2 separate regions of the Homo sapiens genome follow, and region 2 is linked to region 1. A link is a loop called in an ENCODE intact Hi-C map of the cell type or tissue named here. Cell type or tissue: heart right ventricle. All regions are shown on one strand. Each heading gives the region's core, and the rest is flanking DNA. Links, peaks and the distances in the headings are about the cores only.

The links. A loop is a pair of places that touch in the nucleus more often than their neighbours do. Peaks named below come from ENCODE experiments on the same cell type or tissue, not always from the same donor. Only the 100,000 strongest peaks of a DNase experiment are listed, where the experiment ranks them.
Region 2: a loop joins it to region 1, with 1.9 times the contacts of the local background. A loop is called at or near these places in 2 of 110 quality-filtered maps.

Annotation. Positions count from the first base shown.
Region 1 is chr16:28,566,704-28,582,551 of GRCh38, forward strand. It overlaps SGF29 (SAGA complex associated factor 29), which reads left to right. Exons shown (of 10, transcript NM_138414.3): 2 at 14,352-14,441. The coding sequence starts at 14,367. Among named protein-coding and RNA genes, the nearest start is that of SGF29, 21 kb to the left of the region's middle. In heart right ventricle, for the core only: no CTCF peak of the experiment used is centred there; DNase peaks (open chromatin) are centred at 6,098 and 6,585; H3K27ac peaks cover 1,732 bases.
Region 2 is chr16:28,517,765-28,533,612 of GRCh38, forward strand. NUPR1 (nuclear protein 1, transcriptional regulator) reads right to left here. Exons shown (of 3, transcript NM_012385.3): 3 at 14,944-15,848. Among named protein-coding and RNA genes, the nearest start is that of NUPR1, 13 kb to the right of the region's middle. In heart right ventricle, for the core only: no CTCF peak of the experiment used is centred there; no DNase peak of the experiment used is centred there.

The DNA.
Region 1 (15,848 bases), core at 2,853-10,852:
GAGCCTGGGAAGCAGAGGTTGCAGTGAGCCAAGATTGCACCACTGCATACTAGCCTGGGCAACAGAGTGAGACCCCATCTCAGCCTCCCAAGTAGCTGGGATTACAGGCGTGCACCACCACACCCAGATACTTTTTTTGTATTTTTAGTAGAGACCAGGTTTCACCATGTTGGCCAGGCTGGTCTCAAACTCCTGACCTCAGGTGATCTATCTGCCTTGGCCTCCCAAACTGCTGCAATTACAGGGGTGAGCCACCGTACCCCACCAGTTAATTGGCTTTTAAAGTACATTCAATTATAAAATCATTACCATAATCCAATTTTAGAATATTTTCTGGACACACTGATTTTCTTTTCATTTTCTTGACTTTTAAAAATATTATTTTTTTAAGGCTTTAACTTCAGTATGATTTTTTAAATATTATTTTTATTATGGAAAATTTCTAGCCATAGAGAAGTAGAAGTGTGTAAGAAATATCCATGTTGAGCATAGTAATTTGGGGTCTTTTCTGGATAGAGATGTTCAACCAGTGAGTGAGTATCTTAGTTCATTTGGGTTGCTGTAACAAAATACCTTAGGCTGGATATTTGTAAACAACAGAAACATATTGCTCATAGTTTTGAAGGTGCCATCTTTGAAGCACAGAGCAAGCCCTCACCAGATGCCGAATCTGCTGGCACCATGATCATGGACTTCCTAGCCTCTAGAGCAATGCATTTCTGTTGTTTATACATTCCCTAGTCTAAAATATTTTGTTAAAGCAGCCAAATGGATTAAGACAAATTGGTACCAGAAGTGGGGTGCTGCTATAACAAATACCTGAAGATATGGAAGCAGCTTTGGAACTGGGTAGTGGGTAGAGACTGAGTTTTGACGTTCATACTAGAAAAGGTTTACATTGTCATGAACAAATCATTAAGCACAGGTGTGGTAAGGGCACAGGAGGAGAGCTGTAGAGAAAGCCTCAGTCTTCTTAGAGATGCCCTAAGAGGGCATGAACAGAATGTTGGTGGAAATATGGATGGTAAAGGCCATTCTGATGAGATCTCAGATGGAAATGAGGAACATGTTAGTGGAAACTGGGGGAAAGGTGATCTTTGTTATAAAGTGGCAAAGAACTTGGCTGATTTGGGTTTGTGCCTGTTGACCTAAAGGAACAAGCCTAGGCAAAATTAATGTAGAGTTTATTTGGGCCAAGGTTGAGGACTGCAGCCTGGGACACACTTGTAAGTTGCCTTGGGGAGTGCTCTGTTTGGCCTTTGTTACAAGCAGATTTTTAAAGGCAAAAGGGAATGAGGAGTGGGCTCACACAAAGTTTTTTGACAGGGGCCAGGTGTGTTGACTCACGCCTGTAACCCCAGCACTTTGGGAGGCTGAGGTGGGTGGATCACCTGAGATCAGGAGTTTGAGACCAGGCTGACCAACATGGTGAAACCCCATCTCTACTAAAAATACAAAAATTAGCCAGGCATGGTGGTCGGCGCCTATAATCCCAGCTGCTCAGGAGGCTGACGTAGGAGAATTGCTTGAATCCGGGAGGTGGAGGTTGCAGTGAGCCAAGATCATGCCATTGCACTCTAGCCTGGGCAGCAAGAGCAAAACTCCATCTCAAAAAAAAAAAAAAAAAAAAAAAAGTTGTTTGACAGGAATTCTCGTTGATTTACAGAGATAACATGAATTAGTGACTGGCTATACATTGTTGAACTATAGGATATGAGAAATTACAGAAAATGCCAGTGTATGACATTGTATAGCTACTTTGCATGAGTTAGTTTAGAGCTCACATAGCAAGTGGCTTCATGAGGTGATTGATTATTTAGCTTAAGTGTGGAGTGAGACATGACTGCTGTTGCATCTCATTGCTTCTCTGGGCTTGATAATTAAGGGGTGGTTGGGGGGGGCTCACATTCTTCAGATTAAAGGTTTCTTGGCCAGGAGCAGTGGCTCACGCCTGTAATGCCAGCACTTTGGGAGGCCGAGGGGGATGGATCACGAGGTCAAGAGATCGAGACCATCCTGGCCAACATGGTGAAACCCTGTCTGTACTAAAAATACAAAAATTAGCGGGGCATGGTGGTTTGTGCCTGCAATCTCAGCTACTTGGGAGGCTGAGGCAGGAGAATCGCTTGAACCCGGGAGGCAGAGGTTGTGGTGAGCTGAGATTGTGCCACTGCACTCCAGCCTGATGACAGAGTAAGACTCCATCTCAAAAAAAGAAAAAAAAAAAATACAAAATTAGACGGGCGTGGTGGCGTGTGCCTGTAATCCCAGCTACTTGGGAGGCTGAGGCAGGAGAATCGCTTGAACCTGGGAGGCGAAGTTTGCAGTGAGCCGAGATCACACCATTACACTCCAGCCTGGGCAACAAGAGCGAAACTCTGTCTCAAAATAAATAAATAAAGTAAAAGAAAGAAAGAAATAAAAATAAAAGCTTCTTTTCTTTCTTATGTCCTAGTGTTTTGTGGGAGAACTTAAGAGTGATGAAATAGAATATTTGGTGGATGAAGTCACTGAACAAAGTGGTGAGGGGGTGGCATGGCTTCTCTTGACGGCTTATAGTAAAATGTGAGAAGAGAGAAACAAACTAAATACAGAATTTAAAGCCAAAAGGAAAGCAGAACTTAAGCATTTGGAAGATTCTCAGCATGGCCACGTTGTAAAGAATGAAAAAGTAGGCTGGGCACAATGGCTTACGCCTGTAATCCTAGCACTTTAGGAGGTTGAGGCAGGTGGATCACTTGAGCTCAGGAGTTCAAGACCAGCCTGGGCAACATGGTGCAACCCTGTCTCTACAAAAAATTAGCCGGGCATGGTGGCATGTGCCTGTGGTCCCAGCTTCTCAAGAGGCTGAGGTGGGAGGATCACTTGAACCTGGGAGATTGAGGCTGCAGTGAGCTGAAATTGCACCAGTGCACTCCAGCCTGGGTGACAGAGCGAGAGCCTGTCTCAAAAAGAAAAAAAAAGAATAAATGTATTTGGAGAGAATATGAAAGGTGTGGCCAAGCCATCCTTTGATAAGGAGACTAGTATGGATGTGGAAGCCAGGTACTAATCAAGACAATGGAAGGATGACCCCGAAGGCATGTGGGGGCTGTCACCCCCATCACAGGCCCAGAAGGCCCAGGGTGTTGGGGGCAGAACCATTTCAAGGCTCTGTTCCTAGCATTCTGGGGCAGTGCTCCTTGGCAGCCCGAGGTAGTTTGGCAGCATCCACATGGCGCTGTCTTTGCTGGTGCACAGAATACACAAGCTGTAGGGGCATGGCTACCCCCACCTAGATTGTAAAGGATGCCCTGAAGAGCCTTGGGCCCAGGCAGAGAACTGACACAGGGTAAGGCCCCTGCAGAAAGTCCCCATTAGGGCATTGCCTAGCAGAGCTATGGGGGTAGGGTTGCCTCTGAGACCCCAGACTGGTAGAGCCACCAGTGTGCAACTCCAGCCTGGGAGAGCCACAGGCATGCAACTCCAACAAGTGAGGGCTGTTGCATGGGCTGTGCCCAGCAAACCTGTACAGGCAGGGCTGCCCAGAGCCCAGCAACATGTCCCTGCCAGTGTGTCCAGAAGGTAGGAGGACATAGAGTTGAAGAAGGTTGTTCAGAAACCTTGAGATTGAATGGGGTTTGCTCTGTTGGGTTTTGGACTTACCTGGGACCTATTACCCCTTTCTTCTTTGTTGTTTCTCTCTTTTAGAATGTCTGTCCTATGCCTGTCCCACCGTTGTATTTTACAAGCACATAACACGTTTGATTTCACAGGCTCACAGATGGTGGGGAATTTGCCCCAGGATGAATTGTACTTTGAGTCTCACCCATACCTGATTGATTGATTGATTTTTTTAAATTTTATTTATTTATTTATTTATTTATTTATTTATTTATTTATTTATTTAGCGAGAGAGTGAGCCTCACTCTGTCACCCAGGCTGGAGTGCACTGGTGGGATCTCGGCTCACTGCAACCTCTGCCTCCCAGGTTTAAGTGATTCTCCTGCCTCAGCTTCCTGAGTAGCTGAATTACAGGTGCCTGCCATCATGCCCAGCTAATTTTTGTATTTTTAGTAGAGACAGGGTTTCACCATGTTGGCCAGGCTGGTCTTGAACTCCTGACCTCAAGTGATTCGCCCACCTTGGTTTCCCAGAGTGTGGGATTACAGGCATGATACACCACACCCAGCCACCCATATCTGATTTAGATGATAGATGAGACTCTGGACTTTAGACTTTTGAGTTGATGCTAGAATGAGTTTCTATTTGGGGCCATTGGGGTGGACTGAATGTATTTTGCAAGTAAAAAGGACATGACTTTTGGGGGTTCAGGAGCCAAATGCTGTGGTCTGAGTGTTTGTGTTCCCCTAAAATTCATATGTTGAAACTTGATCCCCAACATGGTGGGGCCTTTGGGAAGTGATTAGGCTGTGAGGATTCCACTCTCAAGAATGGGGTTAGCGCCCTTATGAAAGAGGCCTGAGGGACTTGTGTTGCCCCTTCTGCCATGTTGAGAATGCAGTGAGAAGGCACCATCTTTGAAGCGGAGAGCGATGCCGAATCTACTGGGGCCTGGATCTTGTACTTTCCGGCCTTCAGAACTGTGAGCAATAAATTTCTGTTGTTGGCCAGGCATGGTGGCTCACGCCTGTAATCTCAGCACATTGGGAAGCCGAGGCAGGTGGATCACCTGAGGTCAGGAGTTCGAGACCAGCCTGGCCAACAAAGCAAAACCCCGTCTCTACTAAAAATACAAAATTAGCTGGGCGTGGTGGCAGACACCTGTAATCCCAGCTACTTGGGAGGTTGAGGCAGGAGAATCGCTTGAACCAGGGAGGTGGAAGTTTCAGTGAGCCAAGATCACGCCACTGCACTCCAGCCTGGCGACAGAACTAGACTCCGCCTTAAAAAAAAAAAAAAAAAAGATTCTGAATCTTTGGGAAGCCCTCTGGGCTGGGGATCGATTTGGGAGTCAGTACCATGTGGTTCATAGTTGACGCGGTAGCTTGCAGAAGCCAAGGAAAGCCTACGCTTTCAAAAAAAGTTTGGAAGAGTCAATGTAAGGAAATCCAAAGTGGACCTAACTGTGGAGATGGGGGTCAGGGAAGGAGAGAGCTGGGGTGTGAAGTAGTGAAAATTAGAAAAGTGCCTGCTAAGTCCCTGACGCTACTAATGAGTGGTGATTGATTGATGAAAGCAGAGATTTCCGTTCTTGCCTGAGAGCTTCTAGTCTGTTGGGGAAGAAAAGATACACCAATAGCAGCTGGCTAGAAGGCCAGTTTCTTCTTTTTTTATTTTTATTTTTATTTTTTGAGACGGAGTCTCGCACTGTTGCCCGGACTGGAGTGCAGTGGCACAATCTCGGCTCACTGCAAGCTCTGCCTCCCGGGTTCACGCCATTCTGCCTCAGCCTCCCGAGTAGCTGGGACCACAGGCACCCACCACCACGCCCGGCTAATTTTTAGTATTTTTAGTGGAGATGGGGTTTCACTGTGTTAGCCAGGATTGTCTCAATCTCCTGACCTTGTGATCCACCTGCCTCAGCCTCCCTAAGTGCTGGGATTACAGGCGTGAGCCACTGCGCCCGGCCCTTTTGTATTTTTCTTGAGACGGAGCTCTTGTTGCCCAGGCTGGAGTGCAGTGGCACGATCTCGGCTCACTGCAACATCCGCCTGCTGGGTTCAAGCAGCTCTCCTGCCTCAGCCTCCGAGTAGCTGGGATTACAGGCACCGGCCACCACGCCTGGCTAACTTTTGTATTTTCAGTAGATACAGGGTTTCACCATGTTGGCCAGGCTGGTCTCAAACTCCTGACCTCAGGTAATCCGCCTGCCTCGGCTTCCCAAAGTGCTGGTATTACAGGCGTGAGCCACTGCGCCCGGTAGAAGGCCAGTTTCTAAAGGCGTGTTGCAGAGTCCATGTCAGTTCTAGGAAGAATCAAGCAAGAGAAAAGTGTGCTTCTTTAGGACTGGTCAGGCAAGCGCAGCCTTGAGCCAGAAGGGAAAGGGCTTTGCAGGTAGGAGTGGGCAGGCAGCAAGATCGTGTGTCTGAGACAGTGTAGAGGGAACAGGCCAGAAGGAATGTCAGCTGAGCCGGGGAGGTGTCGCTGGGTATGATCCAGTGCTAGAGCCTGTCTCTCGCTGCGCCTGCCTCCTCTCACACAGCCCCCTCTTCTGTCCCTGGCTTCTCAGCATGAAACTCCCCCCAGCCACGTGTTCACATTCCTCCGTGTCACTTTCCTCCATTCAGCACCCCCCATACCCCTTCTTGCTCGCTGGCCTCCCAGCTGTACTCCCAGACAGAGTAACCTACATTTGCTTCCTGCATTTGCCTCCCCCTCCTGTGTGTTGGCTTCTGTCTCTTCCACGGAAAATGTTTTCCCCAAGGTCCTCAGTGACTTCCTCAGCTTTGGGAGACCCCTCTGAGTCCTCTTCTGTGGCATTTGGTGCTGTTTATCATCCCTTCTGTGACTTTCTTTTGACGGATGTACAGATTGGGAGATGGCACTACACAGCTGGGAAGTGGGGGTGAGGACCTGGGGGGGTGTAAGAGATAGCCAGGCTCCAGCCCAGAGGAGGAGCTGGAGGTGGGTGGCCGGCGAACTGCCAGGAGGGAGGCCCTGAAGCCAGAGGAGAAGGGAGTAGCATCATGTCAAGATCAGTAGGCCACATCGGAAGCAGCAGAGAGGGCCCTCACGCTTCCCCTGCAGGGGCTGTTGACTCTCTTGATGAGAGACTGATGAGGACAGAGCTAGAGAAGTGGGTTGGAAAGTGAAGTGGGGACAAGGAAGCAGCACCGGATCCCTGCACAATTTAGGGAAGAAGTTTTGCCGTGAAGAGGAACAGAGGTGGGGGCCTCTAAAGGGGTTTGGAAGCTCTTTTGTGTTTTTTCAGGATGAACTCTCCTCAATCATGCTTGTTCACTGGTAGAGGAGAAAGGATTCGCTGACAGTCGGAGGGGAGATGGAGTTCAGAACACAAATGAAGACTGTTTTTCCCTCTTTAGGGTGAAGGCAGAGGTGACAGGCATTGCTATACAGAGCTTGTAGTTTTGATGGTGGGCATAAAGTCTCTGGCTTCCCTTCCGAGTGAAGTAGGAACCTCAGATATCAGCTAATAGGACCCAGGCCTGGGTCTGAGGGCAGTATCAAGGATATTGAGGAGAGAGGAGGTTTGAAGTGTGCTAAGGGAAGGCTAACCAGATGACTTGGCCACGTGGTTGCAGCACCTCTCGCTGTTTGTGACAGTGCTGTGTAAAGTAAAACCCCCTGTCCAGTGGTGGGGCTGTTAATAGGGCTCAGGTGCGGGCATGTGCAAGGCGGGCCATTGGTTTTGTTACGGGTGGAAGGTATCTGAGTTACCAGCAGCAAATCTGTACGGGTTTGCAGCAATCTCACTTCTTGCCTGTTAAGAATTCGACTTGGGCACAAGGCAGGAAAAGACCGAGGCAAGTTTCAGAGCAGGAGTGGAAGTTCATTAAGAAGCTTTGGAACAGGAAAGAAAGGAGAAGTACACTTGAAGGAGACCCACGTGGGTGCTGAGGTCCAGTGCGGTGTTTAACCTTGATCCTAGGACATTCTAGGACCAAGGCTGGCCCTTTTCCCATGATTCTTCCCTCACGGCGAGCTGCCCGCATGCACAGTGTGCTCCTTACCCTTGGGAGGTGGGCACATACACAGTGTGTAGGAAGTTGTACGGATGCCCATCTGAGGCTTTCTTCACTGTTCTGGTGATGTGCCCTGGGAGGCCATGCTCTGCCATTTGGTCTCTTAATGTGCATGCTCAGGAAGGTGCGTCTCCTTGGTGTCTGCATTCAATTAACACTTCAGTGCATCAAGTGTGGACCGTCAGGAAATGGCCTCTCCCTGGCACCTAGTGGGTGGGGGAGAGCCCTCTCCTGCCCTGCTCCTGCCTGTCCAACTCCCTATAACAGTTTCAGCCAGGATTCCTGCTTTAGCAGGAGAGAATAACCCTTTCTATGCCAAGCCACACCTTCCCTGATCTGGCCACTGAGCTTGCATCTTCTGTCCACACCTTCACTTTCTTTGTTATGGCTCACTGGGGTTCTTTCCTTTTTCCTCACTTAGCAGATAGTCTCTAGCCTCATCAGTTCCCAAGACTTTAGCAACAGCCTGCATGCTGATCATGCTCAGATTTATCCACTTCCAATCTGTGATCTAAACTCCACTTTTATTCTTTTGTGTGGTTTTAACTAATGCAACTAGGGAGACTAAAGCAACTTCATCCTGTATTCTAATTCACCGTGTTCACTTCTGATTAATTCCAGTTCTGGAAAGGACTCCAAGATTTCCAGTTTGTCTATTGTTCCTTGTGTAAGAGTACATACTTACCATAAATCCTGCCATGGGGTCACACCATCTTGATGTTATCATACTTCAGTTGTCCAGTGCATCCCTTCTGAACCACCCTTTCCCTATGGTATACAAGCCCTGGGGGTACTGGCACCAGGATCCACCATCTGGCTTCACCACCACCTGAGACACAGATGTAGCTTCTGTTCCTAGGTCTCTAAATGTTTCTAAGGGGATATGTTCTTCTCTATATGACAATGCATTGTGTAAAGCTGTGGTGGTAAAAACAGTGTCGTACATGTGGGACAACACAGATCAATATCACAAGCAGCTAAAAGAAAAAGAAATTGGTCTTCATAAAAATTAAAAACATGTGCTTCCAAGGACACAACTCAAGACAACTGGCTGGACACGGTGGCTCACACCTATAAGCCCAGCACTTTGGGAGGCCAAGGCGGGTGGATCACTTGAGGTTGAGAGTTTGAGACCAGCCTGGTCAACATGGTGAAACCCTGTCTCTACTAAAAGAAATACAAAAATTAGCTGGGCTTTGTGGTGCGTGCCTTGTAATCCCAGCTACTCAGGAGGCTGAGGCAGGAAAATTGCTTGAAGCCGGGAGGCAGAGGTTGCAGTGAGCTGAGATTGAGTCACTGCACTCCAGCTTGGGTGGCAGAGTGAGACTCCGTCTCAAAACAAACAAGCAAACAAAAAAGACAAATAACCAAACTTTAAAATGGTAATATATACAGATGGCCAACAGCATATGAAAAGATACTCAATGCCATTAACCGTTAGGGACACACAAATCAAAACCACAATGAGACTCTACTTCAGACTCACTAGGATGGCTGTAATCAAAAAGAGAGAGGCCAGGCATGGTGGCTCACACGTGTAATCCCAGCATTTTGGGAGGCCAAGGCAGGAGGATTGGTTGAGCTCAGGAATTCGACACCAGCCTGGGCAACATAGTGTGACCCTGCCTCTGCCAAAAATAAAAATGACAGAGAGAGACAATAGCATGTGTTGGCGCAAATGCAGAGTGGGAATGCACATTGCAGGTGGGAATGTAAAATGGTCACCCAGTTGGAAACAGCATGCAGCTCCTCAGAAGGTTAAACAGAGTTTATGTTTAATACACTTATTAAGATAAACATAGTGTAAATACGTTAAAAAAAACACATTATTAATTCTCATAGATATGTACCCAGAAATGAAAACATGTCATGAATACAAAGAAGGAAACAACAGACACTGGGCGGGGAGGGTAGGAGGAGGGAGAAGCGGGAAAGATAACCATCGGGTACTGGGCATAATACCTGGGTGATGAAATTATCTGTACAACAGACCCCCATGACACATATTTACCTATGCAACAAACCTTCACATGTATCCCCAAAACCTAAAATTAAAATTAAAAAAGAAGGGCCGGGCGCAGTGGCTCACACCTGTAATCCCAGCACTTTGGGAGGTCAAGGCAGGTGGATCACCTAAGGTCAGGAGTTTGAGACCAGCCTGGCCAACGTGGTGAAACCCCATCTCTACTAAAAATACAAAAAGTAGCCAGCGTGGTGATGGGTGCCTGTAATCCCAGCTACTTGGGAGGCTGAGGCAGGAGAATTGCTTGAACGAGAGAGGCAGAGATTGCAGTGAGCCGAGATCACACCACTGCACTCCAAGTTGGGCAACAAGGCTAGAATCTGTCCCAAAAAAGAAAAACAAAGAAAACGTGCCCACACAAAAACCTGTACACAACGCTCATAGCAGCATTATTCATAATAGCCAAAAAAATAGACGTAACCCAATGTCCATCAGTTCATGAACTGACATGTAAAATATGATATAGCAAAACAATGGAGTTATTCAGCAATAAAAGCACAGGCCTGGCATGGTGGCTCACGCCTGTAATCCCAGCACTTTGGGAGGCTGAGGCAGGTGGATCACCCGAGGTCAGGCGTATCACCCAAGGTCAGACATTCGAGACCGGCCTGGCTAACATGTCGAAACCCCGTCTCTACTAAGAATACAGAAATTAGCCGGGCGTGGTGGTGGGCGCCTATAGTCCCAGCTACTTGGGAGGCAGGAGAAACACTTGAACCCGGGAGGCGGAGGTTGCAGTGAGCCAACATCGTGCCATTGCACTCCAGCCTCGGTGACACAGCGAGACTCTGTCTCATTAAAAAAGAAAAAAAAAAGTGCAGACTACATAAATCTAAAGAGACAGAAAGTAAATTAATATTTGCCTGGGGGTGGGGTGGCCATGTACCATGTATTTAAAGTGTGCAATTCATTGGTTTTTAGTATATTCAGAGTTGTGCAACCATCAGCACAATTTTAGAACATTTTCAACACCTGGCCAAAAAAAAAAAACAAAAAAACCCATACTCATTAATAGTCGCTGTCCTTTCTCTCCCAACCCTTCCCCACCCAGCTTTCTATGGATTCGGCTATTCTGGATATTTCACGTAAATGGAAACACAATTATGTGGTCTTCTGTGATTGCAGCTTCTTTCACTTAGCATAATGTTTTCAAGGTTCATCCATGTCATAGCGTGTCTCAGTACTTCATTTCTTTTTACTGTCAAGTAATATTCCACTGTATGGATAATATCACACTTTATGCATTCGTGTAGTTTCTCTACCTCCTTCCCAACTCTTGTCTCTTTTTTATTGTAGGTGTGAAGTGGTGTCTTCAGTAGTTTTGACTTGCATTTCCCAATGGCTAATGATACGGAGCATCTTGTCATGTGCTTGGTGATCATTTATATGTCTTCTTTGGAGAACTGTCTATTCAGATCATTTTTGTATATGGGCTGAGATAGGGAACCAGATTCATTCTTTTACATGTGGATATTCAGTTGTCCCAGTACCATTTGTTGAAAAGATTATTCTTTCCCCACTAATTTGTCTTGACACCCTTGTTGAAAATTAGTCGACCATTTCTGGTTTCTCAGTTCTATTCCATTGAACTAGATGTCTTTGCTTACAACATCTTGATTACTGTAGCTTTCTTTTTTTAAAGTTAAAAAATTTATAAAGTAGAAGTGGGGCTCAGGCTCGTCTGGTGGCCTAGGCTCGTCTGGACCCCTGGCTGCAAGTGATCCTCCCGCCTCAGCCTCCCAAAGTGCTGGGATTACAGGCGTGAGCCTCTGGGGCCTGGCCACAATTGAGTTTTGTTTATTGATCTCGTATCCTGCAACTTTGCTATGAGTTCTAACCTTGTCTTAGTCCTAATAGTTGTTTAATGGATTCCTTAGGGTTTTCTATATACAAGGTCATGTCATCTGCAAATAGAAATAGTTGTACTTCTTCCTTTCCAATGTGGATGCCTTTTATTTCATCTTATTGCCTCATTGCCCTGGCGAGAGCCTCCAGAACAATGTTGACTAGAAATGACAAGGGCCCATGCTCATCTTGTTCCTGACTTAGGGGAAAGCTTTTAATCTTTCGCCTTTAAGTCTGATGTTCGTTGTGGGTTTTTCATAGATGCCCTTCATCAGGTTGAGGAGGTTACCCTCTATTCCTAGTTTGTATGTTATTATACTTTTAAATAGCAGCAGCAGAGCATGTAAGAAGATATGAATAAATACATGGCGAGAGGTTCGCAGTTGATTAAGTGGGGGGAAGAGTTTACTCCATTCATCGTGAATCTGATCTCTGTGAGTAGGAGGATGTGTTAGTTGAACAACTTTAAAAAAAAAAAAAAAAAAGAGGGCGAGGTGGGTGGATCACGAGGTCAGGAGTTTGAGACCAGCCTGGCCAAGATGGTGAAACCCCGTCTCTACTAAAAATACAAAAAATTAGCCAGGCAAGGTGGCGGGTGCCTGTAATCCCAGCTACTCTGGAGGCTGAGGCAGGTGAATCGCTTGAACCCAGGATGCCGAGGTTGCAGTGAGCAGAGATCGCACCGCTGCACTCTAGCCTGGGCGACAGAGCAAGACTCTATCTCAAAAAATAAATAAATAAAAAATAAAAATAGAGACAGGGTCTTGCTGTATTGTCCAGGCTGATCTCGAGCTCCTGGACTCAAACCATCCTCCTACCTTCGCCTCCCAAAGTGCTGGGATTACAGGTGTTAGTCACTGCCCCCAGCTTGAACAAACTTTGTAAGATGCAGGCTATTGTGCAAAATTTTAGCACTGTAAAAAATATCCCCTTATTTTATCAAATATACCTTTATCTTGAGGCATATGTCTATTTTCACCTACTTGTAACTTACACTCTTGATTACTTTTGGTTGTCTTTTTACTCTTGTTCTAATTATCTTTTTTTTTTTTTTTTTTTGAGACGGAGTCTCACTCTGTCGCCAGGCTGGAGTGCAGTGGCGTGATCTCGGCGCACTGCAACCTCCATCTCCCGGGTTCAAGCAATTCTCCTGCCTCAGCTTCCTGAGTAGCTGGGACTACAGGTGCCCACCACCATGCCCAGCTAATTTTTGTATTTTTAGTAGAGACAAGGTTTCACCATGTTGGCCAGGATGGTCTTGATCTCTTGACCTCATGATCTGCCCTCCTCGGCCTCCCAAAGTGCTGGGATTACAGGCATGAGCCACCACGCCCGGCCCTAATTATCTTTTATTGTACAGAAGCATTTTATTTTCATCAGAGTACATTCATCTTGATTGAGATATTTTACAGTAGTTTCTCTCCCCATGCTGGCTGGGCGTGGTGGCTCACGCCTGTAATCCCAGCACTGTGGGAGACTGAAGCAAGCAGATCACCTGAGGTCAGGAGTTTGAGACCAGCCTGGCCAACATGGTGAAACCCCATCTCTACTAAAAATACAAAAATTAGCTGGACATGGTGGCACACACCTGTAATCTCAGCTACTCAGGAGGCTGAGGCAGGAGAATTGCTTGAACCTGGGAGGCAGAGATTGCAGTGAGCCAAGATCACACCACTGCACTCCAGCCTAGGTGACAGGGCAAGACTCCCGTCTCAAAAAAAAAAAAATTATCTTCCCACTATAGTAAGAAAGTAACAGCGTTTTATGACTTGGAAAGTGTCTTCATATAAAATCTTATTTGAATCTCCCAAAATATAGCAGAGATGATCCCCATTTTACAGATTAAAATATGGATACCAGAAATGTTTGAATCATTTGTCAGGATATTGGCAGCAGAGCAGGGGCTAAGGGCATGCTATCTTTTTAAGGCACTTCATATTAATTTTTGTATTTATATACAAAAATTATACACTCCTTGACTCCTTGACTTCGTCGAACATATGACATTCAAACATATCAATAGGGTGGAGGAGAATCCAAGGATAGCTTGCCACTGTATTCATTTCTTATGGCTGCCATAACAAGTTACTGCAAGCTGGGTGGCTTAAGACAAGAGAAATTTATTCCATCACAGTTCTAGGGGCCATAATTCCAAAATCAAGATGTCAGCTTGGTTCCAAAGACAAGGGATTGTTGCTTCTTGGAGGCTTAGACGGGGCCGTTACTCCGCGCATCTCTCCCGGCTGGATGGGTGGCTGCCGGCAGTCCTTGGCATCCCCTGGCTTGCAGCTGTCCAAGTCCAGTCGCTGCTTCTGTCTGCACCTGGCTGTGTGTCTGGATTAAGGGCACACCCTATTCCACTATGACTTCATCTTAGTGACATCTTAAATACTTCTCCAAAGACCCTAATTCCAAACAAGGTGACATTACAGGTACCATGGTTAGGACTACAATGTATCTTTTTATTATTACTATCTTTTAAAGGGATAGGGTGTCACACTGTCATGTAGGCTGGAGTGCAATGGCACGATCGTAGCTCATGCAGCCTCAACCCCCTAGGGCCTAGCGATCCACTCACCTTAGCTTCTCGAATAGCTGGGACTACAGATGTGTGCCACTATGCCGGGCTAAGTTTTTAATTTTTTTGTAAAGACGGGGTCTCCGTGTTGCCCAGGCTGGTCTTGAACTCCTGGCCTCAAGCAATCCTCCCGCCTTGGCCTCCCAAAGTGCTGGGATTACAGCATGAGCCTCCAGGCCTAATGTATCTTTTGAGGGGGCACAGTTCAGCCCACAGCAGCCACTAACAGAGTTCTCTTCTGTCCTCGCTCCCCCACCAGGTGCCCCTGTAGACAATGGCCCTCGTGTCTGCCGATTCCCGCATTGCAGAACTTCTCACAGAGCTCCATCAGCTGATCAAACAAACCCAGGTAAAAAGTCACCACCCTCCATTCCCAGATGGGAACATGGGCTTTGATGCTGAGCCGTGAAGTGGGGGTGGCATTTGTGTTCAGAGAGATTGGACTCGCAGGAACCAAAATGACGTAATAAAAGTGAAAGGAGGGGAATTTGGTGTATGGCTACCATTCCTGTTGGATTTTCTACCATGTACAGGATTTCATGATTCATTTTGTTTGACAGCTATCCTGAGATAGAATTCACATGCCATACAACGCACCCATTTAAAGTGTATAATCCAGTGGTTTTTCGCAGCTCACAAAATTGTGCAACCATTAGCACGATCAATTTCAGAACATTTTTAACACCCAACAAAAATGCCCCATATCTTTTCCTTCCACCCTATTAATCCAGGCAAACAAAAACACTCTTTTTTTTTTGGAGACGGAGTCTCACTGTGTCACCTAGGCTGGAGTGCGGTGGCGCGATCTCAGCTCACTGCAACCTCTGCCTCCTGGGTTCAAGCGATTCTTCTGCCTCAGTCTCCCTAGTAGCTGGGATTACAGGCACACACCACCATGTCCGGCTAATTGTTTTTGTATTTTTAGTAGAGACGGGGTTTTGCCATGTTGGCTGTCTCTACTAAAAATACAAAAATTAGCTAGGCTTGGTGGCGGATGCCTATAATCCCAGCTACTGGGGAGGCTGAGGCAGGAGAATCACTTGAACTCGGGAGGCAGAGGTTGCAGTGAGCCGAGATGGCGCCACTGCACTCCAGCCTGGGTGACAAAGCAAGACTCCATCTCAAAAAAAAAAAAAGCCATTTTTCCCCTATTTGATATCTTTTCTTTCACAGATACAAGGGAGATGCGTATTGGTGCCTGTAGCTCACTGCAGGCTATCGGGCATGCTCTGCCACATTTTGCCCACGATACTCAGGGTTTATAGCTACACAAGGATCAGTTTGCTGGCAGTTGTGCACCGCACAGCCAGGAAGGAGTAGATCCCAGAAATTCCTTCCCAAATGGTATTCCTTTTAGACGTAACCTGGAGAGTAAGAGTCAGAAGATGCCGGCACTCATTGCTAAGTGAAAGATGCCAGTCTGAAAGGTTACGTGCTGTGTATTCCAACTGTAAACGAAAAGCAAAACTAGAGAGTGAAAGGATGAGCGGTAGCCAGGGCCTTGGGAGAGATAGGATGAAAGGGATGGATAGGTGGAGCACAGAGGATTTTAGGGGGTGGAACTCTTCTGCAGGGTACCATGATGGGGGGCACGCAACATGATGCGTTGTCCAAACCCATAGAACGGCAGAACACACAGAGTAAACCATCATGGGGATGGATGTAGTTAATTATCTAACAGTATTGGCTCATCAGTTGTTACAAACGCACCACTCTAATGCAAGATGTTAACAATAGGGGAGACTGCGCAGGGCAG
Region 2 (15,848 bases), core at 4,167-12,166, 48 kb before region 1:
ATGCTTGGTCAAGTGTGGTCCCAAAATAGGTGAGTCCACGAGTTTCAAGTCAGGGCTAAGTTAAAGATAGGTGAATACATTACAATAAGATATTTTGCCAGGCGCAGTGGCTCACACCTGTAATCCCAGCACTTTGGGAGGCCAAGGCGGGGGGATCACGAGGTCAGGAGATCGAGACCATCCTGGCTAACACGGTGAAACCCCGTCTCTACTAAAAATACTAAAAAATTAGCTGGGCATGGTGGCGGGCGCCTGTAGTCCCAGCTACTAGGGAGGCTAAGGCAGGAGAATGGCGTGAACCTGGGAAGCGGAGCTTGCAGTGAGCTGAGATCGCACCACTGCACTACAGCCTGGGCGACAAAGCGAGACTCCGTCTAAAAAAAAAAAAAGATATTTTGAGAGAGAGAGAGGGAGAAAGAGAAACTACATTTACATAACTTTTATTACAGTATATTGTCGTCCTATTTTATTATTACTTATTATTGTTAATCTCTTACTGTACATAATTTATACATTAAATTTTCCCATAGGGGCCGGGTGCAGTGGCTCTCACCTGTAATCCCAGCACTTTGGGAGGCCTAGGTGGGTGGATCACCTGAGGTCAAGAGCTCGAGACCAGCCTGGCCAATACGGTGAAACCTCGTCTCTACTAAAAATACAAAAATTAGCCTGGCGTGGTGGCAGACACCTGTAATCACAACTACTCGGGAGGCTGAGACAGGAGAATCGCTGGAACCCAGGAGGAGGAGGTTGCAGTGAGCCGAGATTTCACCACTGCACTCCAGCCTGGGCGACAAAGCAAGGCTCCGTCTCAAAAAAAAAAAAAAAATCCCATGGGCATATATGTATAGGAGAAAACAGTATATACAGGGTTCGGGACTATCTGTGGTTTCAGGCATCCACTGCGGGGGTCTTAGAACATGTGCCCCATGGATAACAAGAGGCTACTCAGACAATCTATTTTACAGATGAAGAAACTGAGATTAAACAAGTGACAGAACTGAAATTTTTTTTTATAGAGATGGGGTCTCACTGTTGCCCAGGCTGGTCTTGAACCCCTGGGCTCAAGTGATCCACCCTCCTTGGCCTCCCAAAGTGCTGGGATTACCAGCGTGAGCCACTGCGCCTGGCCCAGAACTGAACTTTTTTTTTTTTTTTCTTTTTTTCTGAGACAGAGTCTTGCTCTGTCGCCCAGGCTGGAGTGCAATGGCGCAATCTTGGCTCACTGCAACCTCTGCCTCCTGGGTTCAAGCAATTCTCCTACCTCAGCCTCCCAAGTAGCTGGGATTACAGGCATATGCCACCATGCCCTGCCAATTTTTGTATTTTTAGTAGAGATGGGGTTTCACCATGTTGGCCAGGCTGGTCTCGAACTCCTGACCTAGTGATCTGCCCTTCTTGGCCTCCCAAAGTGCTGGGATTACAGGCATGAGCCACCACGCCCGGTCAACTTTTTTTTTTTTTTTTTGAGACACAGTCTCGCTTTGTTGCCCAGACTGCAGTTCAGTGGCGTGGTCTCGGCTCATTGAAACCTCCACCTCCCGGGTTCAAACAATTCTCCCTGCCTTAGCCTCCCGAGTAGCTGGGATTACAGGCACCCGTCACTACGCCCAGCTAATTTTTGTATTTTTTTTTTTTTTAGTAGAGATGGGGTTTCACCATGTTGGCCAGGCTGGTCTTGAACTCCTGACTTCAGGTGATCTGCCTGCCTTGGCCACCCAAAGTGCTAAGATTACAGGCGCGAGCCACCGCACCCAGCCCAGAACTGAAACTTGAACCAAAGCAGCCTGGCTCAAGTGTCCACATACTTAACCACTAGTCCATACTGCCTGTAATGGATGAACAAGAGAATGAAGAGAGGGCAGGGCCGGGCCCAGTGGTTTACACCTGTAATCCCAGCACTTTGGGACGCCACAGCAGGCAGATCACTTGAGGTCAGGAGTTCGAGACCAACCTGGCCAACATAGTGAAACTCTGTCTCTACTCAAAATACAAAAATTAGCAGGGTGTGGTGGCAGACACCTGTAATCCCAGCTACGCTGGAGGCTGAGGGAGGAATGCTTGAACCTGGGAAGCGGAGGTTGCAGTGAGCCGAGATTGCGCCACTGCACTCAAGCCTGGGCCACAGATCGAGACTCTGTCTCCAAAAAAGAAAAGAAAAGAAAAGAACAGATCCTATGCATATCCATTCTGAGAGCACAATGGAGCCTACTGGCCCCACCTCCCACACCTTGACCCAGTGGCTGGACCTGTCCGTGTTCCCAGCACGGAGAGTCTTGCTGTGATGACAACAGTGTGCAATGGATGTCAAAAGCAGGCAAGAGACCAGAGGTGGTGGCTCATGCCTGTAATCCCAGCACTTTGGGAGGCTGAGAAATGTGGATCATCGGAGGTCAGGAGTTTGAGACCAGCCTGGCCAACATAGTGAAACCCCGTCTCTGCTAAAAAATACAAAAATTAGCTTGGTGTAGTGGTGCATACCTGTAATCCCATCTACTCGGGCGGCTGAGGGAGGAGAATTGCTTTAACCTGGGAGGCAGAGGTTGTAGTGAGCTGAGATCGTGCCACTGCTCTCCAACCTGGGTGACAGAGCGAGACTCTGTCTCAAATTGGAAAAAAAAAAAAGAAAAGTTAAAAAGGCAGGCAAGGAACGGAGAGACAACGAGAGGGTAAAAGGGAAGAGTTGGGTGTGGTGGCACGCGCCTGTGGTCCCAGCTACAGTGACTCAGGAGGCTGAGACAGGAGAATCACTTGAACACAGGAGGTGGAGGTTGCAGTGAGTCAAGATCATGCCACTGCACTCTGACCTGGGCAACAGAGCAAGACTCCATCTCAAAAAAATACAACAAAACAAAACAAAACAAAAATAATGAATAAATAAATATAAATGACAGGGTGAAAGAAAAGGTGTGGGAGTCAGGAAGTCTCCCAACCGCCTGGGACTCCACGCATTCCCCACCAGAAATCTCATAGCCGTTCCCCTAATTCTCCTATTGCTCTGGTAATTCAGGGGTAGGAATATGCATTCCAAGCTTTCTCAGTAAATGTCAGGACGTTCTTAGAACCTAGCTGTCAGAAAGGGAGGTGGGGCAGGGGTCAGAGTTCACAGCCACATCAAGCTTCCCCAGTGCACTTCTTTGACCCTCATCCTGGCTCACACCCACCTCTGCAGGTGATGCAGCTTGTGGGTAAACTGTTCCTGCTCACCAGGCGTCTGCCATGCAGAGCTAGTTGGTCAGGACATCAACGTCTTCACCACCATCGTTGCTGGTCTGAGCCTCAGAAGACTACAGTCCCACTTGGTACTGAAGGAGAATAGAGCAGGCCCAGCTAACTCAAATAGCAGCAGCAAAGTTATATCGACCACCCCCGTCACTCTGTTCTCATTTAAAGAGGAAGCAGGCAGGCGCGGTGCCTCACGCCTGTAATCCCAGCACTTTGGGAGGCCAAGGTGAGCGAATCCCTTGAGGCCGGAGTTCAAGACCAGCCTGGCCAACATAGCAAAACCCTGTTTCTACTAAAAATACAAAAAATTAGCTGGACGTGGTGGTGCATGCCTGTAGTGACAGCTACTCAGGAGGCTGAGGCAGGAGAATTGCTTGAACCTGGGAGGTGGAGGCTGCAGTGAGGTGAGATTGCACCACTACACTCCAGCCTGGGCGACAGAGTGAGACCCTATCTCAAACAAAACAAAACAAAATAAAACAAGGGGAAGCAGATATAGACACAAACTACCCTAAAATAGGTGGGACTGTAGCAAGAGGTGCAAAGGGTATAAGCTCTGGGTAAGGAGAGAGTCATTCTTATGAGGAGATGTGGCAGGTGAGCCTCCTCTGCCTGTAGGCAGCCATGCGCGATGCCGCTCATACAAACTTGCTGTCTTTCACTGTCCACTCGAGGGAAGCTAAGAACCCTCCTGAGCTGAGGGCTTTGCTTGAATCATCCTGGTGACTACAAAGGGACGAACAGGATACAGGGGTCTTCGCTCATTGCAGATGGGAGCTGGGGAGCTGTAATTCTAGGGCTGTTATTGCTGGAGAGCTGTGCTGGACCTAAGGGCTCTTTTCAGAGCGGTTATCTTTCCTGGAGACCAACAAGCCATGGGAACCCTGGGAAAACCTTTACCAGGACCCCAAATTAAAGGCCATCGGCACCATTTGGCGTCCATGGACAGGTGAGCCTCAGATCTGCCACCTCTCGAGATCTGGTGAACCAGGACATGAAAACAGGGCCCCTGGCTTGGTGGCCAGTTCATTGTCCCCATGCCCAGGATGGGAGCACACCTCGCTGGCTACATCCTCATTCTCCCTCCCTTTTCTCTCTCTCATTCTCAATCTCTCTCTCTCTTTTTTTTTTTTTTTTTTTTTTTTTTAGAGACAGGGTCTTGCTCTGTGGCCCAGGCTGGAGTGCAGCGGCATGATCTCGGCTCACTGCAGCCTCAATGTCCCAGGCTCAAGAGATCCTCCCACCTCAGCCTCCTGAGTAGCTGGGACTACAGGTTCATGCCACCATGCCTGGCTATTTTTTTATTTTTTTAGAGATGGGGGTCTCACTATGTTGCCCAGGCTGGCCTTGAACTCCTGGGCTCAAGCGATCCTCCCGTCTCTGCCTCCCACAGTACTGGGATTACAGGCCTGAGCCTCTGTACCAGCTCCATCACCCCTTCCCTCAGATGTTTTTCTCTGTAGTTTCTAATAACCGAGTGATTGCACTTTTCCTGCTCTTAGTGCAGAAATGCATGCTTATACTTATTTCGTGCCTTTGTAGTCTGCTTCGGCTATTTGGGCAATTGTTTCTATTTTATGTTAGGCAGGATACTTTCAATCTTTTTTTTTTTTTTTTTAATTGAGATGGAGTTTCGCTCTTGTCGCCTAGGCTGGAGTGCAATGGTGGGATCTTGGCTTACTGCAACCTTCGCCACCCAGGTTCAAGTGATTCTCCTGCCTCAGCCTCCTAGTAGCTGGGATTACAGGCACCTGCCACCACACCTGGCTAATTTTTGTATTTTTAGTAGAGACGGGGTTTCACCATGTGGGCCAGGCTGGTCTCAAACTCCTGACCTCAGGTGATCCACCCAAACTGCTGGGACTACAGCGCGACCCACTGCGCACGGCCCTGTTTTGAATCTTTTGTTGTTTTGAGAGGTCCCGCACTGGGGTGACTCTTGGACCCCAGAGTCATGTGTTTCCTGCTAGACTGTGGGCTGGAGTCCCACCCTAGGGGGACATTGTGGGCTAGAGTCCTATTGTGACTGTTGGCTGCACCCTTCCCCCCACCTTCCTGCTCTGGGGGTTTTCCAGACCCTCGGTGGCTGAAACCTAAATGCTCCGAATTCGTTGGCATCTCTGTATGCTCTGTTAGCGTCTTTTTTGGTCATCTTTGTCATCCTTCTTTTGCCCAACACCATAACGCTGTCTTTGCTTTTCGTGGAACTCAGACTATAAGTCCTGTCCCCTATTTTCACCTCTCCTTCCTATTTTCACTGCTCCATCTGTACTTTGCTTATGAAAACATCTCTTTGATTGCATTCCGTTTGCTGGTCATGTCTCATAAGTCACTTTGGTTGCACCTTGCTGGCTATACTCACTCCCTCTTTGCAAGAATTGGTGGCGATTGCCCTGCTGAGCTTTCTTAAGGAAAAAGAAAGGTGGCAATTTGAATGGGAAAATAACTGTGCTCTAGCTAGACTTAGAAAACCCTCTGTGTCTAGTAGAGATCCTTGGTGTTTTTTTCTATTTTTATTAGATAAGGTCTCGTTATGTTGCCCAGGCAGGTCTCGAACTCCTGGCCTCAAGTGATCCTCCCACCTCGGCCTCCCAAAGTGCTACGATTACAGGCATGAGCCACTGCGCCCAGCCTAGTAGTAGAGTAGAGAACCTTGTTAGACAGGGGAACAAGAATGAAGGACCTGCCACCCAAGTGCCTTTTAGGCAATTGGAGCAGATTCCTTCATGACCCCTTCCTAGCTGCTTCCCCTAGGACACCCATGCCTGCCTCCCACCCCGACTCCCTGCCTCCTCAGTTCCCTGATTCTCAAGAGGGTTCCTCCAGTCCTCTAGTGCAGGATTCTACACCAGGTCATCAGACACCCCTCCTTATCCAACGAGCCCCAGCCTATAACCCCTGCTTCTGGAGGAAGTAAATTTAACCAGTACCACCAGGAGTGGGACCCCATATCAGCCCCTGAGGTTGAACCTATGTCCATTGAGGGAGGTAGCTAACAGAACTGGGAGGACACTCAGAGTACATGTGCCTTTTTTAAAATGTCTGATTTGGCTTTCTGCCAGGAGAAATTTGGCCAGGTTTTGGAGGATCCAGGGAAGTTTATAGAGGCGTTTGCTAAGCCGACCATGTCCTTTGACTTAACTTGGCATGACTTGCAAATATTGTTTGCAAGTAGGTCACTCCTGACCTCAAGTGATCTGCCAGGCTCGGTCTCCCAAAGTGCTGGGATTACAGGCATGACCCACCATGCCTGACCTGGGACTTGTTTAATAGAAGGTATGAGGCTGGGCACAGTGGCTCATGCCTGTAATCCCAGCACTTTGGGAGGCTGAGGCAGGAGGATCGCTTGAGGCCAGGAGTGTGAGACCGGCCTGGGTAATATAGGGAGAACTTATCTCTGCAAAATAAAAAATAAGAAATCCAGCTGGGCATGGTGGCTCACGCCTGTAATCCCAGCACTTTGGAAGGCTGAGGCAGGTGGATCACCTGAGGTCAGGAGTTCGAGACCAGCCTGGCCAACATAGTGAAACCCCATCTCTACTAAAAATACAAAAATTAGCTGGGTGTGGTAGTGCACGCCTGTAATCCCAGCTACTTGGGAAGCTGAGGCAGGAGACTCCCTTGAACCCAGGAAGCAGAGGTTGCAGTGAGCCAAGATCGTGCCACTGCAGTCCAGCCTGAGTAACAGAGTAAGACTCCGTCTCAAAAAAAAAAAAAAACAGGATGTTGCAAAGAAGCCAGCTCAAACCAGCTAGGACTAGGAATCATAATACATTTGCATAAGACACTTCCACCAGCACCATGACAATTTACAAGTCCCATGGCAATAAACCCAAAAGGTACCTTATATGGTTCCAGGAAAACCCTGCCCCCTTTCCAGAAAGTTTGTGAATAGCCCGCCTCTTAATTAGCATGTGATTAGAAGGACGTATCAGTAGAGCCTCAGTAGAGCCAGCAAGCGATCAGGGAGTGCCCTCTGCCTGTGGGACAGCCCTGCTCTGTCTGTGGAACAGCCATCTTGTTGTACACTGTTGCACAAATAAACCTGCTTGCTTTCACTGTCCGCTCACTCTTGAATTCTTTCCTCCGTGAAGCCCAGAACCCTCCTGAGCTGAGCCCTGATTTTGGGGTTCTCTTGCATCCTCACTGATGGCTGATCCTCCAGGAGGCCTTTCCTGGTCATCTGACAAAGATTCCCTCCTTGGCCAAGCTAGCCAGACACCAACATAGTTTTTTTTGTATTTTTATTTTGGGGCCAGGTTATGATGTAGCAGGACAAGCCACAGACAAAACTCATCAGACACCGGATTAAAGAAGGAAGAGGTTTATTCGGCTGGGAGCGTCAGCAGACTTGCGTCTTAAGAGCCGAGCTCCCTGAAAAAGAAATTCTTGGCCTTTTTAAAGGCTTACAACTCTAAGGGGTCCACGTGAAAAGGTCGTGATAAATCGAGTAAGCGGGGAACGTGACTGGGGGCTACATGTATCAGCTAACAGAACAGAAAGCTTTGCAATGCTTTTTCATACAATGTCTGGAATTTACAGATAGCACAAGTAGTTTAGGTCAGGGGTTGATGTTATTGTTATTACTTTTTTAACTCCTAGGGCCGGGTGGTGGTGCCAAGTTTGTCTGGCTATTTATCTTACTTTTGTTTCTTTTTAACTTTTTGCTTTTTTTCTTTCCTCCTGTCTTGTAAACTAGGCAAGGTGGGGGGAGAAGGACAGCAGGAGTAGTAGTGGTCTCCTTCCTTATTCCCCCTTATTAAAAAAGTAATAATAATAACATCAACCCCTGACCTAAACTACTTGTGCTATCCGTAAATTCCAGACATTGTATGAAAAAGCATTGCAAAGCTTTCTGTTCTGTTAGCTGATACATGTAGCCCCCAGTCACGTTCCCCGCTTGCTCGATTTATCACGACCTTTTCACGTGGACCCCTTAGAGTTGTAAGCCTTTAAAAAGGCCAAGAATTTCTTTTTCAGGGAGCTCGGCTCTTAAGACGCAAGTCTGCCGACACTCCTGGCTGAATAAACCTCTTCCTTCTTTAATCCAGTGTCTGAGGAGTTTTGTCTGTGGCTCGTCCTGCTACAATGAGACTGGCTAATTTTTGCATTTTTTGTAGAGACGGGGTTTCACCATGTTGCCAGCCTGGTCTCGAACTCCTGGGCTCAAGCAATCTGCCCATCTTGGCCTCCCTAAGTTCTGGGATTACAGGCATGAGCCACTGTGCCCTGCCAAACACCGACATAGTTTCTAATAGCTCAAGGTCTCATCCCTGGAATGACCCTCTAAAAGTGCCTGCCTGAGAAAACTCAAGCCTGCCAAAAGAACTTACTGTTTGTTCCAGCCAACACCTGAGGATAGGGCCCCATCTCCCAGCTCCTGTGGGAGAGTAAGAGCTCAACATCGCTGTTGATAAGCACCAGTTAGCAAGCCCAGATGGGTTTCACCTGGGCCAACCCCTCCCCTCTTCATGTGTTTTGTAATTTTTCACTGCCTTGACTTTACTGAACCCCTGCTCCTCACCCCCACTCCCATTCCCTCATTCTCTGTACAAATAGGAGTTCAGTTCACACTGGACTCTGTTCCCTATTGCAACAGTATATTACAGATTAAGATCTGTCCTTGTGACTTTAACTGCTGTCTGGCTTTGTTTCCCTCTTTCGCCCTCTTTTTTGGTTTTTGGTGTTTTTCTTTTAGAGATAGGGTCTCGCTTCTATCTCTAAATCTCTGGGTCCAGTCGCCCAGGCTGGAGTGCAGTGGTGCAGTCATAGCTCACTTCAGCCTCAATCTCCTGGGCTCAAGCGATCCTCCCACCTTAGCCTCCCGAGTAGCTGAGACTACAGGTGCGTGACACCATACGTGGATAATTTTCTTTTTTTTTTTTTTTTTTGTAGAGGCGGAGTTTCACCATATTATCCAGGCTGGTCTCAAACTCCTGGCCTCAAGCAATCCTCCCACCACAGGCTCCCAAAGTGCTGGGACTACAAGTGTGAGCCACCACGCCTGGCTCTGCTTATTTTCTTCAAAGTGTTATTAGTCCATAAATATTTATTAAGCACCTACTATGTTCAGGCACTGAGGAGACAATGGTGAAAAAATCAGCCAATAAATAAATAAGTAAAATACATAGCATGCCAGATGGTAATAACCTGCTCTTAAGGAAACAAACAGGAATTTCAGCATGACTGAAACTTCCTTCTGGCCTTTGCTTAAATGCCTCCTCAGTGAAGCATTGCTGAAATTCTTATTTGTTTGTTCACTTATAATTGTTTTTCTGCCCCCACTGGAAGGTAAATTCCATGAGGAAAGGACAGTATGTCTAGTTACCATGGTGTCTGCAGTTTTAGACTATTCCCTGGCATATGGTAGGTACTCAGAAAGTATTTGTCGAGGGAATAAATGATATTTCCCCAAACAGTTAAAGAAATGAACCTTTCTGGCCAGGCGCGGTGGCTCATGCCTGTAATCCCACTTTGGGAGGCTGAGGCAGGCAGATCACCTGAGGTCAGGGGTTCGAGACCAGCCTGGCCAACATGGTAAAACCCCGTCTCTACTAAAAATACAAAATTTAGCTGGGTATGGTGGCACACACCTGTAATCCCAGATACTCAGGAGGCTGAGGCAGGAGAATTGCTTGAACCTGGGAGACAGGGGTTGCAGTGAGCTGAGATCACGCCACTGCACTCCATCCTGGGCAACAGAGCAAGACTCCATCTAAAAAAAAAAAAGAAATGAAACTTTCCGAACTAGTTTCCAGAAAAGAGAACAGGATACAAAGCTGATATGAGAATTCCATGAAGTACTGATTCCATGAAGTGCTGACAAAGAAACATTAATTTTATAATTTAAATGTTTTTGCAGGGCAGTCATGGTGGCTCACACCTGTAATCCCAGCACTTTGGAAGGCCAGGGCAGGAGGATCACTTGAGCCCAGGAGTTCAAGACCAGCCTTGGCAACATAGTGAGACCCACCCCCTACCCATCTCTACACACACACACACACACACACACACACACACTATATATATATATACACACACACACATATACGCACACATATATATACGTATATATGTGTGTGTGTGTGTGTATATACAAAAATTAGGGTGTGGTGACGTGTGCCTGTAGTCCCAGCTACTCAGGAGGCTGAGGTGGGAGGATCACTTGAGACCCTGGAGGTCAAAGCTTCAGTGAGCCGAGATTACACCACTGCACTCCAGCCTGGGCAGCAGAGCAAGAGCCTGTCTCTAGAATAAAACATAAAATAAAAGTAAGTGTTTTGCAAAAGTTGGAGTTCAGTCATGGGAACAAAGGACAGACAGACCAGAGGATGGGGATTATCTTGCGATTCCACAGCAATAACTTCTTTTGTAATCAGAAAAGAAAAGAGAACTTTTGTTTTACAAAAAGAATAAAATGTTTCTCTAATAGTTGACAGAGCCCTGGATGCTGATTCCAGCCACCAAGGAGAGATCGCCTCTGTCAAGGCCGCTGATAGCAGGGCACTCAGGGACTGGGTGCTCTAATCTTGCTCCCCTGGGACTCCCTGAAGGCCACAGAACTCCCTAGAAATCAGGGGCATGGGTATCAGCACACTTAGTTTGCTCTTGGCTCAGCCTCCAACCAGCAGTGAACCCGTGACCCAGGTGTTTTTCCCTAGTGCAGGCTTTGGTAAATATCCAGTGTGATAATAATGGCTGTGGCTAGATTTTTTTTTTTTTTAGGCAGTCTCACTCCCAGGCTGGAGTGCAGTGGCTCAGTGGAGTGCAGTGGAGTGTTCTCGGCTCAGTGCAACCTTTGCCTCCTGGGTTCAAGCAATTCTTGTGCATCAGCCTCCCTAGTAGCTGTGATTATAGGCACGAGCCACCAAGCCTGGCTAATTTTTGTATTTTTAGTAGAGACGGGGTTTCGCTATGTTGACGAAGCTGGTCTTGAACTCCTGACCTCAGGTGATCTGCCCGCCTTGGCCTCCCGAAGTGCTGGGATTACAGGCGTGAGCCACCATCCTGGATAATATTTTTATATACAAACCAAGGTGGAGTTTCTCCTATTCACCTTTCACCGTGTCAAAAGACAAAATGACAACAATTTTGGATATAGATCTAATTGGCTTTTATTTGCAATTCATGAATTGGTACAGCTTTCATTCTACAAAACAGAATCAAGATCTCTCACTGGCCAAGGAAACAGAACAATAGGAAAAAAGCTGATTGGTTAACATGAGGTTCCTTCAGGTGACTTTTTTGTGAGAGTTAAAGCAAAGGGGACCAATATTACACTGACTCAGGTTGACTGGAATCTCCTGTTTTCAGGAAAAACTGGTCTGTTTGGGATCTATCTCCTTCCTTAAAGTTTCAGTTTGATTATGTGACATTTAGCATGAGTAACTACATTTTGGTTTGGTCTTATCTGTTGGGGCCTAAAGTGCAGCAGCTCAACCCAAAACAATGATCTCCCATAATTTTTTTTCTTCTTCTTCTTCTTTTTTTTTTTTTTTGAGACAGAGTCTCAGCTCTGTCACCCAACTGGAGTGCAGTGGTGCGATCTCGGCTCACTGCAACCTCTGTCTCCTGGGTTCAAGCCATTCTTCTGCCTCAGCCTTCCAAGTAGCTGGGATTACAGGCTCGTGCCACCACACTCAACTAATTTTTGTTTTGTTTTGTATTTTTAGTAGAGACGGGGTTTAACCATGTTGGCCAGGCTGGTCTCGAACTCCTGACCTCAGGTGATCTACCCACCTCGGCCTCCCAAAGTGCTGGGATTACAGGTGTGAGCCACCACGCCCTACCCTTCTTCTTCTTTTTTTTTGAGACGGAGTCTTGCTCTGTCACCAGGCTAGAGTGCAGTGGCGCTATCTCAGCTCACTGCAACCTCCGCCTCCCAGGTTCAAGCGATTCTCCTGCCTCAGCCTTCCAAGTAGCTGAGACTACAGGCTGCAGGCAAGTGCCACAATGCCCACCTAATTCTTGTATTTTTAGTAGAGAAGGGAATTCACCATGTTATCCAGGCTGGTCTTGAACCCCTGACCTCAGGTGATCCACCCACCTCGACCTCCCAAAGTGCTGGGATTACAGGTGTGAGCTGCCGTGCCTGGCCTTTTTTTTTTTTTTTTTTGAGATGCAGTTTCCCTCTAGTCGCCCAGGCTGGAGTCAGCTCACTGCAACCTCTGCCTCCTGGGTTCAAGAGATTCTCCTGCCTCAGCCTCCCAAGTAGCTGGGATTACAGGCATGCACCACCACGCCCAGCTAATTTTGTATTTTTAGTAGGGACAAGGGTTCTCCATGTTGGTCAGGCTGGTCTCAAACTCCCGAACTCAGGTGATCCGCCTGCCTCAGCCTCCCAAAGTGCTGAGATTACAGGCATGAGCCACCGCGCCTGGCTGGATGAACTTTAAAAAAAGTTTTAGTTAAGTGTTCCTTTTTTTTTTTTTTTTTGAGACAGGGTCTTGCTCTGTTGTTCAGGCTAGAGTGCAGTGGTGCAATCACAGCTCACTGCAGCCTCAAACTCCTGGGCTCAAACGATCCTCCCACCTAAGCCTCCTGAGTAGCTAGGACTACAGGCACACACCACCACACTGGCTAACTTCGGTATTTCTTTTTACAGTTAATTTCTTTTCCTTTCCTTTTTTTTTTTTTTTTTTTTTTGAGATGGAGTTCCGCTCTTGTCACCCAGGCTGGAGTGCAATGGTTCGATCTTGGCTCACTGCAACCTCTGCCTCCCAGGTTCAGGAAATTCTCCTGCCTCAGCCTCCTGAGTAGCTGGGATTACAGGGGTGTGCCATCACACCCAGCTAATTTTTGTATTTTTAGTAGAGATGGGGTTTCACCATGCTGGTCTCAAACTCCTGACCTCAAGTAATCTACCCACCTCAGCTTCCAAATGTGCTGGGATTACAGGCATGAGCCACCATGCTCAGCCTTTACAGTTAATTTATTTTATTTATTTATTTATTTTTGAGATAGAGTCTTGCTCTGTTGCCCAGGCTGGAGTGCAGTAGCACGATCTCCGCTCACTGCAACCTCTGCCTCCCAGGTTCAAGCGATTCTTCTGTCTCAGCCTCCCTAGTACCTGGGATTACAGCTGCCTGCCACCATGTCCAGCTAAATTTTTTTGTGTTTTTGATAGTGATGGTGTTTCACCATATTGGTCAGGCTGGTGTGAAACTCCTGACCTCAGATAATCCACCCTCCTCAGCCTCCCAAAGTGCTGGGATTACAGGCGTGAACTGCTGTGTCTGGCCTACAATTAATTTCTAATTATGACATATGACCATGGTTTTCCATTGTTGGTGGTTATATGCTGTAGCTTCCTTTTTAAGTATATTTGAGTGAAAAGGATAAGGAGGTAGTTTTTTTTTCTTTTTTTGAGACAGAGTCTTGCTCTGTTGCCCAGGCTGGAGTGCAACGGAACGATCTTGGCTCACTGCAACCTCTGCCTCCCGAGTTTAAGCAATTCTCCTGCCTCAGCCTCCTGAGTAGCTGGGATTACAGGTACCCACCACTGCGCCTGGCTGATTTTTGTATTTTTAGTAGAGATGGGGTTTCCCCACGTTGGCCAGGCTGGTTTCGAACTCCTGATCTCAGGTGATCTGCCCGCCTTGGCCTCCCAAAGTGCTGGGATTACAGGCGTGAGCCACTGTGACTGGCAGGAGGTAGTTTTTAAATGCTAAGTAAATATAGCATAATATATATAGTATAGTTTGAATGTATAGACAGCAGAAATCAATCACAAAAGTGCTATGGGAAAGATGAAGTTGGGAAAACCCTAAGGTAGATTATCAATAGTGGTAGCTGGAACTATTACTGTCATTAGCATTAACTTTAGGGGATTTTAGTTAAAAAATCAATTTTGGGGCTGGGCACGGTGGCTCATGCCTGTAATCCCACCACTTTTGGAAGGCCGAGGCAGGAGGATCACTTGAGGACAGGAGTTTGAAACCAGCCTTGGCATCATAGCAGCGAGACTTCATCTCTACGAAAAATTTAAAAATTAGCCCAGGAGGTCAAGGCTGCAGTGATTGCACCACTCCACCCCAGCCTGGGTGATAGACTGAAACCCTGTCTCAAAAAGGAGAAAACTGAGGGTGATTCTGAAATTTAAAAATGTACTCCTGTATCTGTGAGCTGGCCTTTGAGAAAGGGGAAGGTGGAAGAGAATCAGGTTGCTTGCAGAACAGACAGACAACCCCATGGTGAGTTTCTCAGTTCTCTGCAAGGAGTCGGGAGTCCTTTGAGTTACAGAAGCCTGACAGGGCCAATTCTGTAAGCCCCTGGGGTAGGACAGAGGTCAGTGATTTCTCTAGTTCTCAGGGGGATCCCCCCAAAATGGGGAAACAGACATGCAACCAGAAGAAAAAGAAAGGGTTTAGGAAAGGGGATGGAGACAGAAGAGGAAGAGTCTGGGTAGGATCCTTTCGGATCCAAAAATTCTGCAATTCCAAGAATTGCCTTAATTCCCAGAACAGCCACTTAAAGGCCTCTCAGGCAGAGGCTGTGCCAGGCGAGGGCGAGGCCAGGAAAGGCCAATCAGAGGCCAGGAGGGAGGGGCAGTGTGTGAGGACTCCTGGCTGGTGTCAAAGGACCCAGGACAGGGAGTGGCCATTCCAGCTAGGGACACAGTGCTTCCCAGCCTTCATTTTCTCTTTTGACAGAAGAGAGGCCAGTCTCACCATTTGACAGGTGAGGAAACCCAGGCCCAGAGGAGTAATTGACCAGAAATTAACGAGAGTTTAGGATTCTTCATTGTCAATACATGGTTCTTCCCAGGCATGTAGCAAAGGGGGAAAAATCCAGGCTTTAAAATTCAGATAGACCTGAGTTCATAATTCCAAGTCCTACAGGATGTGGCTGTGTGACTTTAGGCAAATTACTTAATGTCTCCGAACCTCAGTTTTCCGGTCTGAAAAAAAGGGGATCATTAATAGTATGTCCTATTGGGTTATCGTAAGGATTAAATGGAGCAAAGCCTATAAAACACTTCTCACAGAATAGGAGCTCCAAACACAGCAGAGATGTTTCCAGGATTTTCTGAAGCCAACACACCAGGTCTGTGCTGGGCTGAGGGCCGACTGCCTGGTGTTGCTCCTGCCATTTGCTCCCTGGGTTCTAGAGCTGATGGTGGCCCTATTCCTGGTTCCAGTCATATCAGGATTCTATTTGTCCCTCTCAGCAGCACAGGCCTCCAGCAGCATCCTGGTAACTCAGAAGGCATCCAATAAGCATTGATTGAGTTAATATGTAACTTGTATGGAAAGAGGAGTTGGAGGCAAAATCTGAAGGATTTCCAAGGTAGACTGTAAGATTCTGGGCCCAGGCTTCCGTGTGATCCCAGAGGAGGGTCGGCCTGGGGTGGAGGTCAGGAGATGGGTGGAGGATTGCAAGTTAAGGAAAACTTTGGTTTTTGTTTTTTTGAGACAGGTCTCACTCTGACGCCCAGGCTGGAGTGAGATCATGGCTCACTGCAGCCTCCACCTCCCAGACTCAAGAGATCCTCTCACCTCAGCCTCCTGAGTAGGTGGGCCCACAGGCACAAGCCACCACACCTGGCTAATTTTTAATTTTTTGTAGAGAGAGGGTCTTGCTGTGTTGCTAGGCTGGCCTAGAACTCCTGGGCCCAAGCAATC